Linked DNA regions of Homo sapiens: regions 2 and 3 are each linked to region 1. Evidence: chromatin contacts called from ENCODE Hi-C or POLR2A ChIA-PET data. All regions are on one chromosome and are shown on one strand. The core of a region is the stretch at or near the end of the contact, and the rest is flanking DNA. Distances in the headings are between cores, read along the strand shown. Region 1 holds the start of KAT6B (lysine acetyltransferase 6B). Region 2 holds the start of P4HA1 (prolyl 4-hydroxylase subunit alpha 1). Region 3 holds the start of POFUT4 (protein O-fucosyltransferase 4).

Region 1 (2,750 bases), core at 81-2,580:
ATCCCATCAGTCAGGCAGAGGTGGGCAGATCACTTGAGGCCAGGAGTTCGAGACCAGCCTGGGCAACATAGTGAGACCCTTTTCTCATTTTTATAAAAAATAATAAATACAGCCTATCAAACAACTTGTCTCCCAAACTAACACCTTTCTCTGCCCCATCCTCACCCCTGGCACAGTCCACCAAATCACATTCACCGAAAATTACTGTACAGCTCCACCCACTTTCTTCACACCTGCCGCCTTGTCCCACCCCTACCAATCCCTTGTCCCCAGGAGATTTTCTGCCACAGATTTTGCAAGTTCTAAGCAGCCTCTCTCCCCTTCCTTCATATTTAAGTTTGCTCTGCTGTCTTAGCATCATCTTTCAGAAACTCTCCCAAGCACAACCATCCCATCCTTCCACGTTTTTAAAAAATACTTCATACCCCAAAGCTAGCAAACCTCCTTCTTATTCCAACATGCGATCCACCCAGATACCTCTTTCCCATCACTGCAATCGTACCTGCTCCTCACATGCGCCTCAATGCCTCCCCAAACCCCTCAACGCCTCCCCAAACCCAACACTCTGCACCGCTTCAACTCTACTCCACATCCACCACACCCAAACCCACCTACTCTGCGCCCAGACAACTGCAATCTCGCCTTCGGTATCATCTCACCTGCCCTCACACACCCCTCGGTCCGCCTTCCACTTCTCTCAAATTGCATCCCTCCCTAACTCTCCCTCTGCACCTGCTTCTACACCTTCAGCTTCTCCTCCCACCCAACCCTCACTAGTCTTCCTCACACCCTCGCCGGCCCCCCACCGCTCCTACCAGTTCACTCCCACTCAGAAATTCCCTCTCAGCCCCCGCCTTCCGACTCCCCGAACCCCGCCCCCACCCGATCCCGCCCCGCCCCCCTCCGCCCTCGAGCCCCGCCCCCTTGCCCTAGAGCCCTGCCGAGGGGCGGGGCCTGTCCCTCCTCCCCTTTCCCCCGCCCCCTACCGTCACGCTCAGGGGCAGCCTGACCCCGAGCGGCCCCGCGGTGACCCTCGCGCAGAGGCCTGTGGGAGGGGCGTCGCAAGCCCCTGAATCCCCCCCCGTCTGTTCCCCCCTCCCGCCCAGTCTCCTCCCCCTGGGAACGCGCGGGGTGGGTGACAGACCTGGCTGCGCGCCACCGCCACCGCGCCTGCCGGGGGCGCTGCCGCTGCCTGAGAAACTGCGGCTGCCGCCTGGAGGAGGTGCCGTCGCCTCCGCCACCGCTGCCGCCGCCGCCAGGGGTAGGAGCTAAGCCGCCGCCATTTTGTGTCCCCCTGTTGTTGTCGTTGACATGAATCCGACATGACACTGATTACAGCCCAATGGAGTCTCATTAAACCCGAGTCGCGGTCCCGCCCCGCCGCTGCTCCATTGGAGGAGACCAAAGACACTTAAGGCCACCCGTTGGCCTACGGGTCTGTCTGTCACCCACTCACTAACCACTCTGCAGCCCATTGGGGCAGGTTCCTGCCGGTCATCTCGCTTCCACATAAACACACCCCTCGACCCATCATCCCCCCCTCCGGCACCACCCCGGGGGAGGGTCCACTGCCAATACCAATCAACAGACCGCTGGGTCCGCCTCTTCCGGGCACCTATTGGTCCAGCCCTTTTTCTCTCTCCTAGATACCGCGCCACCTCTACTTCCACCTACCCGCCCCCTCCACCTCTAGGAAAGGATTGGGTCTACTCGCAGCAGAGGAGCGTAGCCTTATTGGCTGCAGACGACGCCAATCAGGAGGCCTTTTCCCTCTCCCCTCCCCCACTCAACCCCAAACCCCCTAGCCCGCAGCTAAAGTTTGTGTGAGAGCTGATCGCTGGCGGCGGCCGCAGGATTTAGGGGTGGGCGCGGGCGGGCGCGCGCGGGCGGGCACGCGAAGTTAAAATTCGAGGTTCTCAGTCGCCAGCTCCTTCGGTGGAGTGTGCGGACGGGCGCGCCGCCCGGAGCGTTCCATCCCGCCCCCTCCTCCACCCTCTCTCCCGTCCCGTCCCGTCCCGGGCGACTACTCGCCCGCCCCCTGGCTCGCATCCTTCCCCCCCCAACACACCCCTACCCTGCCAGCCCCAGGCCGGGTGCAGGCAGAACGATGTCGCTGCAGCCTCCTCGCCATCCCATGCCTCGGGGGAGCAAGCCCCTACCCACCGGGCGTGCACCCCCCGGCTCCACACTCGCCCGTGTCTGCAAGCACGTGCACCGCTCGCCGCTGCCTCCGGCCACCCGGGTCCCCGGCTAACCTCGCCTGCAGCCCGGCCAATCGCTCGCTGCCCTTTGTTGCTGCAGCCTGGGTCTCCCCGCTGCCTTCCTCAGCCTCCGCCTCGTCCTTTGCCAGCCGCCCGGGTCCGCAGCGCCGCGCTCCCCCCGCCCGGGACCCACCGCCGCCGCCTCCTTCTCCTCCTCCGCCTCCTCCTCCTCGGCTCCGGGCTGCAGCGCACAGAGCCCGAGGCAGCGCCGCCCAGCCCCGCTCCCCCCGCGCCGCCCGCCAGCCCGCCCGGCCTGGCCGGGGGCGCAGCCCGGACCCCGCCCGCCCCAGTCTCCGCCCCGGGGGTACCTGCCTCCGCCCCGGGGGGCTCCTCTCGCCGCCCTCGGGGGAGGGCGGAGACGCTGGTGTCCGCGGGAGGATGGGGACGCCTGGGCCGTTTGGGGCGGGGAGTGTGCCCGCCAGGGCTGGGACTGAGGTGCGGTCCTCGCCAACGCGTCCCCACTCCCGTCGCTGTGGGCCCCAAACTTCG
Region 2 (2,750 bases), core at 72-2,571, 1.7 Mb after region 1:
TGGGCTAATAGAAGATTCTCATATCTGTGTCTGCGTTCCATCTGTATCACAGGCATGTAGTCTCTGGAAGACCTCACTGTATTGTTATTAGAGTGAAAAAGGCAGTAAGTCTTAGTATGAAAATAAAGTCTTAGTATGAAAATAATTTTGACCTTATGGATTCCCTGACTACGCTTTCAGAACCATTGATTTAGACATCATTATATCTACTTTTTAGTTGCCTAGTGCTCCCAGAGTACCCTCTCTCTCTTTCTGTAGCTATATAATCACTCACCTCCTGCGTAAGTCAAATGTTAATTATTGCTATACTTTTTAGCATACATGGAAAACTTTAGAAACCACAATTCTTAATGAATAACAAGTCTTAGCAACTCATTTTTCTCTTTAACTGACAAGGAAAAAATTATCTTCTTCATTGTATTCTCCCTCATAGTACAGGGAGATATAAAGAAACCCTTGGTTTGGGGTTACTTTATAACTAAGGCAAATGTTAGACTAAGATCAAACGCAACATTGGGTGCCTTATATAAATTAATGTTACTGGAGAATCTAATATTTACTAAGTCATTTCTGTGTGTGAGGCATGTGTTAAGTGCTTTACATACATTATCTCATTTTATTCTCACAAGAATCTTACAAGATGGGTAGTACCGTCATTTCTATTTTACAGATGAGTAAACGGATACGGAGAGGTTGTTAATGCCTAGTGTTACACACAGGATTGAGGCAGGATTTGAATTGAGATAACCTGACCCTGGAGCTCTTAGTCTATTATCTACTGATAAGGTATAAAGGTAGGAGATAGAGCACGATTAGTATAAAATGAGTGCTGAGATGTGAGAGGAACAAGACAGCTGAGATACCAAGACTGAATCTCTATTATTTTCCACCCTAGAAAAATTCTGCTTTATTTTCTACACTCCCACGTTCCTCTTCTCATTTTTAAGATACTTTATTGCCGGCGGCCTCGTCGCTTAGGCCTGACGCGGACCCTGAAATCAAGGAGGCAAACTGAACAGGAGCGGGGGAAACCCCGTGGTAACCACGGTAACGGTGGCGGGGCGAGAACCCTGCGCAGGCGCGTTACATCCCACTCCCGCTTACCCACACCACGGCGGCCGGTCCCAGCCACTCCTCTCGGCCTCAGACTCCACGGGCCGGCCACGGGTGGGGGCAGCAGGGAGGCACGGGCTTGGCGCCTGCGCAGTCGCCGGGGCGCTGGTGTGATCGAGCTCACGTAGCGAGGGCTGCAGTCGCCTCCTCCCTGGCGCTGCCATCGCGGCCTAGAGGTTATAAAAGGGCTAACGGGCTCCCTCTGCTGCCCAGTCGCGCCGCCAGCGGGCTGAGGGTAGGAAGTAGCCGCTCCGAGTGGAGGCGACTGGGGGCTGAAGAGCGCGCCGCCCTCTCGTCCCACTTTCCAGGTGAGACGCTCCCTCGATCCCGGAGACTGAGGCCACTGGGCAGCCGTGGACCTTCTCGGACGGCTGCGGCGATCCATTCCTTCCCGCTGTGGTGGTACTTCTGGGGCGGGGGTTCCCCAGGTTACCACAGCAGCCTCGGTTCCTTCCCCTCGGGAGACTCGGCCCCTCTCCCTGCGCCACGCGACTCCCGGCGCCCGCGCTCCTTCGTGCCCCCCTTCCCACCTCTGTCCCTAGTGCGCCTCGGACCGCTGGGGCTGCTGCAGCCTCAGTCCCCGCCCTAGGGACCAGGACTTTCTTGAATTTTCCTTCCCGGGGAGGAATCACTCTGTTGCTTTTTTTTTTTTCCAAGTTCCCCTGCACCTGGTCCTCCCTAACGAGGCTAAGGGGAACGCAAGCGCGGGGCGTGGGCTTTTGGCCGCCACAGCCGCAGATGGTTCGCATGTGGCGGTGGAGAGCGGATTTTAAGGCTTGGAGCTGGATCCGCAGCGCGCCAGGCATTTTTGCCCTATCGAAAGTCGCCGGGAGCTGGGGGGACCTCCCCAGAAAGTTCCGGCTGAACTCATCTGTTGCGCGCAGCGGTGCAGCATTAGCTGCCAGACGTAGCCCGGGGCGCCGAGCTTTCTGCTCGTAGCGCCGAGGAAGTAGGCTCTCAGGTCACCTCGTCGTCAGGGAAGCTTCCTTCCCTCTTCTTCCCCATAACTTTTTTTAAAAAGAGACAAGAGCTCTTCTCTCAATCTCTGTCTCTCTGTCTCTCTCTGCCGAGAATTTGCAGCTTTTAAAAGTCCACATCAGTCCAACAAATTCCATGGTTGTGTGAGGATTTTGAGTTGGATTACATGGCTGGCCCCCGGATGTATGTTTCAATGGGGAGGAAGGATGGTATGATAACTGTGAGACTCTTTCTCCTAAATAATCGACTCTGTTACATACAAATTCAATGTTTAGACACTAACATCTTACGCGTTCCGGATAGAGTGAAGACTCTTGGAATTTTGCACTGTTTTCTTTAAGAAAGGGTTGAAGAAGCAGCTAGATCCTCTTTTAGGAATTGATCTAAAAGGCCAAAGAGACTTGCCAATTTCCACTTAACTGTTTCTGGTTTCTCCGAGAGCAGTGGTTCTCGGACTTTCGCTTGGAATGCACTCGGAGGGGATGAAATAGCCACTACGTGAAGGGGGGAGGGGCAAAGACGTGGCAGCAGCGTTCTTTCATCAATTTTTTACTCTTTTTTTTTTTTTTTTTTAAAGTTCTGGTTAGAAACGTATTTCCCCTTTTAGGTTTAGACGTAGCTTATGAATGAGGCTAGTCTTTTCCTAAAATAATCAGATG
Region 3 (2,750 bases), core at 97-2,596, 1.1 Mb after region 1:
CAGCAAAGGATCATTCACTCCCCACTCCCGATGCTTCAGACTATCCAGAAGAAATTGGTTGGTGATGCCCCCAGGTTGCTTGTATGCCAGGTATTTCATATACTCCTCATCATTCTTGTCCAGAAAGTCAATAAACTCTGCCAGCTTCTGAGGAGACTCAAAATCATCAATCAGGATGACGGAGTGATTGTTCGGCATCCAGTCCCTCACAGAGGGAGAACCGCGGTACACGGGCACAGCGCCCAGGTGCATGGGACGCCACAGTTTTTCTGTCATGTAGTCGTTACAGATGGCATTTTCCAGGGCCAAGTGGAACTTATAGCGGGACAAGAAAGCCAAGAGCTCTGGATCCTCGGTGGTGGCCGTGGCTGTGTCCTGTAGCCGCGCGGTAGGCAGCTCCCGATTCTGCAGGCATTTCCCGTAGGAGTCTACCTAGACCGGGTACAGTAAGGCTGTCATGAGGGTGCGGCCCTGGAGGCCTGGACACCTGGAGTCCTGGACACCTGGAGTCCTGGACACCTGGAGTCCTGGCCTCAACCCGCCCTCTCCTTTTCCTTCCCTCCGGCCCGCCCTCACTCACCGGGATGTGGCGCATGAGCTCGCGCACGTAGCGGTCCCGGTCCGCTGGCACGTCGCAGTGTGACTGCAGATAGAGCAGCGGCGCGTAGCCGCGGCGGCGCCACTCCGCGCGTTCCATGGGCGGAGGCACCGGGCGGCGCAGATAGGCGGTCCCGGGCAGCCACTGCAGCGACAGCGGGTAATCCGAGTGGCGACTGAAGGTGGAGGTAAGATTGAAGAGGCGGATGCCCGGGCCGTGGCTCAGCAAGAAGTTGTTGAGGGGCGACTCCTCGTGGAGGAGCGCCCAGCTCTGGTGCGCCAGGCGCGGCAGCGGGGCGGCCGACGCGCGGAAGTCTGTGCCGTAGAAGAGCAGCGCGCGCGTCCGCGAGTCCCTCAGCGCTCGGCGGTTCCGGGACGCCACGCACGCGCCGCGCGCACACTCGATGCGCTCCGAGTCTCCCGGGAAGTGGGGGAATAGCCCTGGGCTCCACCACAGCAGTACCGGCAAGTCCCCCGCCTCCTCCCTCCCTGGCCGCGGCGTCCCAGAGCTGCGCGTCACCCCCACTGCGCCCAGCGCCGAGGGCGGCCGGAAAACCGCGCCATCCCACGGTTCCGCCCACTCCGCCTCCCCGCCGGCCTCCCTCTCCGCTACGGACCCATGGCCGCTGGCTGCACAGACACTGAGCACCCCTAGAAGGACCAACACCACCCTAATGGGGCCGGCCGCCATGTCCACTCCGGCAGCCGGCGCCCCCTCGGCCAGCACCGACCCCGCCCAGCGGATAGTCGTGACCGGACGAGGCCCTACGCCACGGGGGCACGTGGCGCATGCGCAGCTCGCTCAGCCGACGGCCAGGACTAAAAGCAAAGTGAGCTTTCGGGAGTAAAGATGAGGCTAATGGTTACATCTTAATTTATTTTATTTCTTTACAAATTAAAGATGCATTGAAAAATAAACCAATGAAGAGAAATGAGAGGTCCAGAGCAGGGGCATCCCAGGTGGGGAGCAGGCAAGCCTGGCCACCATCAAGCCTAGCCCTTGTCCTGCCCCCAAGCCAGTTGGGGTTGGAAGATAACTGTCAGCCACTCAGTCAATACCAAAGCCCAAGCGGTGTCCCAGCAGGAGAGAACGGCGCTCCAGCTGCCTCTGCCTCTCTCCCCAACAACCCCGGGCCTGGAGAAGCAGTGTTTCTCGTGGGAGCTCAGAGTGGGATGTGAACTGGCTCTGTGAGGTATTGCAAGTTGATGACCAGGCTCCCTAGGCTCCCTACAGAACCATCCAGTGTTGGGGCCTCTCCAGCTGGAAAGGAAGCTGGTACCTCTACCAGATCTTAATATATTTTGCAACTCAGTTCTCCGGTCACCTCTGACAGTGTGCCTCTCTATCCACGGAGTGATCATCAATCATTGCAGGAGAGAGCGAGCGAGCAGTGAAAGCAGAGAAACTTGACTGCTAACCTCCAGGCCCAAGAAGGACTGACCACTTTTCTCTCCACCACCTATGGGCTATACCCCAGCTCTTGTGCACCTATATGTTTTATCCCTAATATAGGAAGTTGTGGATGACACTGAGCCCCCTGTAGTAACCTTAGGATCCCCACTCTTTCCTGCCTGCCCCTCTCCTCTTGGGAGACTGGTCCAAAGGGACACATAATATTGCCAGGGTCTGGGTGCCTCCAAACCCCCAATACCGAATCATATACAGTGAACTGAGAAGCTACATTCATTATGACAGGATTAGCAGGAAAAAGAGGGTAGAATGAGGGAACAGGGGCACCTTCCATCAGCAGGACATGACAGAGTGGCAGGATACTTGAGCCCAGAAAGAAGGTGTCTCCTTATATCTCCCCCTCCCCCCAGAGAGACTGAGGTCAGCTTACATAAGATATGTTACTGTCCCAATTTCTCTGACATCCTGGGGTGCTTTCTGGAAGCTAGCCTGGGCCCTATGCCATTTACCCACTTGCTTTAGCTCAGTAGCTGCCGAATCTCCTTGTGCATATGACAGAGAAAGTCCACATAAGATGCTCCCCCACTCAGACTCTTGTCTTCCACCAGGAAGTGCTTGAACAGCATCTCCATCTTGTCTTCCTGTTTCACCACGGTAAGCTACGGCCAGAATTCAGGGTTCATAAGGCAAGGCCAAAGGAAATTAAACATGCCCAGAAATCTCATTAGGCAGTCACTTACTC

The links. Hi-C counts contacts between places; a loop is a spot of excess contacts on that map. ChIA-PET counts read pairs that join two places held with the same protein, here RNA polymerase II (POLR2A). Pooled maps may share reads with other maps.
Region 2: a loop to region 1 is called in a map of B cell, with 15 times the contacts of the local background. The contact joins the promoter of P4HA1 here to the promoter of KAT6B in region 1. A Hi-C loop is called at or near these places in 1 of 168 maps with a recorded cell type or tissue (B cell), 1 of 37 single-sample maps with no recorded cell type and 12 of 50 pooled maps. POLR2A ChIA-PET finds 5 or more read pairs at or near these places in 1 of 52 experiments (GM10248).
Region 3: a map of heart left ventricle shows a loop between it and region 1 (8-fold over the local background). The contact joins the promoter of POFUT4 here to the promoter of KAT6B in region 1. A Hi-C loop is called at or near these places in 2 of 168 maps with a recorded cell type or tissue (CD4-positive, alpha-beta memory T cell and heart left ventricle), 2 of 37 single-sample maps with no recorded cell type and 12 of 50 pooled maps.

What each region holds. Positions count from the first base shown.
Region 1 is chr10:74,825,180-74,827,929 of GRCh38, reverse strand. KAT6B (lysine acetyltransferase 6B) reads right to left here and starts at 1,330. Exons shown (of 18, transcript NM_012330.4): 1 at 1,145-1,330. RefSeq lists silencers at 865-1,264, 1,955-2,154, 2,265-2,364, 2,475-2,644 and enhancers at 1,480-2,251, 2,252-2,750.
Region 2 is chr10:73,095,437-73,098,186 of GRCh38, reverse strand. P4HA1 (prolyl 4-hydroxylase subunit alpha 1) reads left to right here and starts at 1,321. Exons shown (of 15, transcript NM_001017962.3): 1 at 1,321-1,421. RefSeq lists enhancers at 871-940, 1,185-1,940 and a silencer at 971-1,300.
Region 3 is chr10:73,770,872-73,773,621 of GRCh38, reverse strand. It overlaps POFUT4 (protein O-fucosyltransferase 4), which reads right to left and starts at 1,346. Exons shown (of 3, transcript NM_173540.3): 1 at 581-1,346; 2 at 1-432. The coding sequence starts at 1,288. SEC24C (SEC24 homolog C, COPII component) reads right to left here. Exons shown (of 23, transcript NM_198597.3): 23 at 1,461-2,667. The coding sequence ends at 2,527. RefSeq lists enhancers at 35-84, 1-459, 745-854, 1,445-1,624 and a silencer at 1,065-1,114.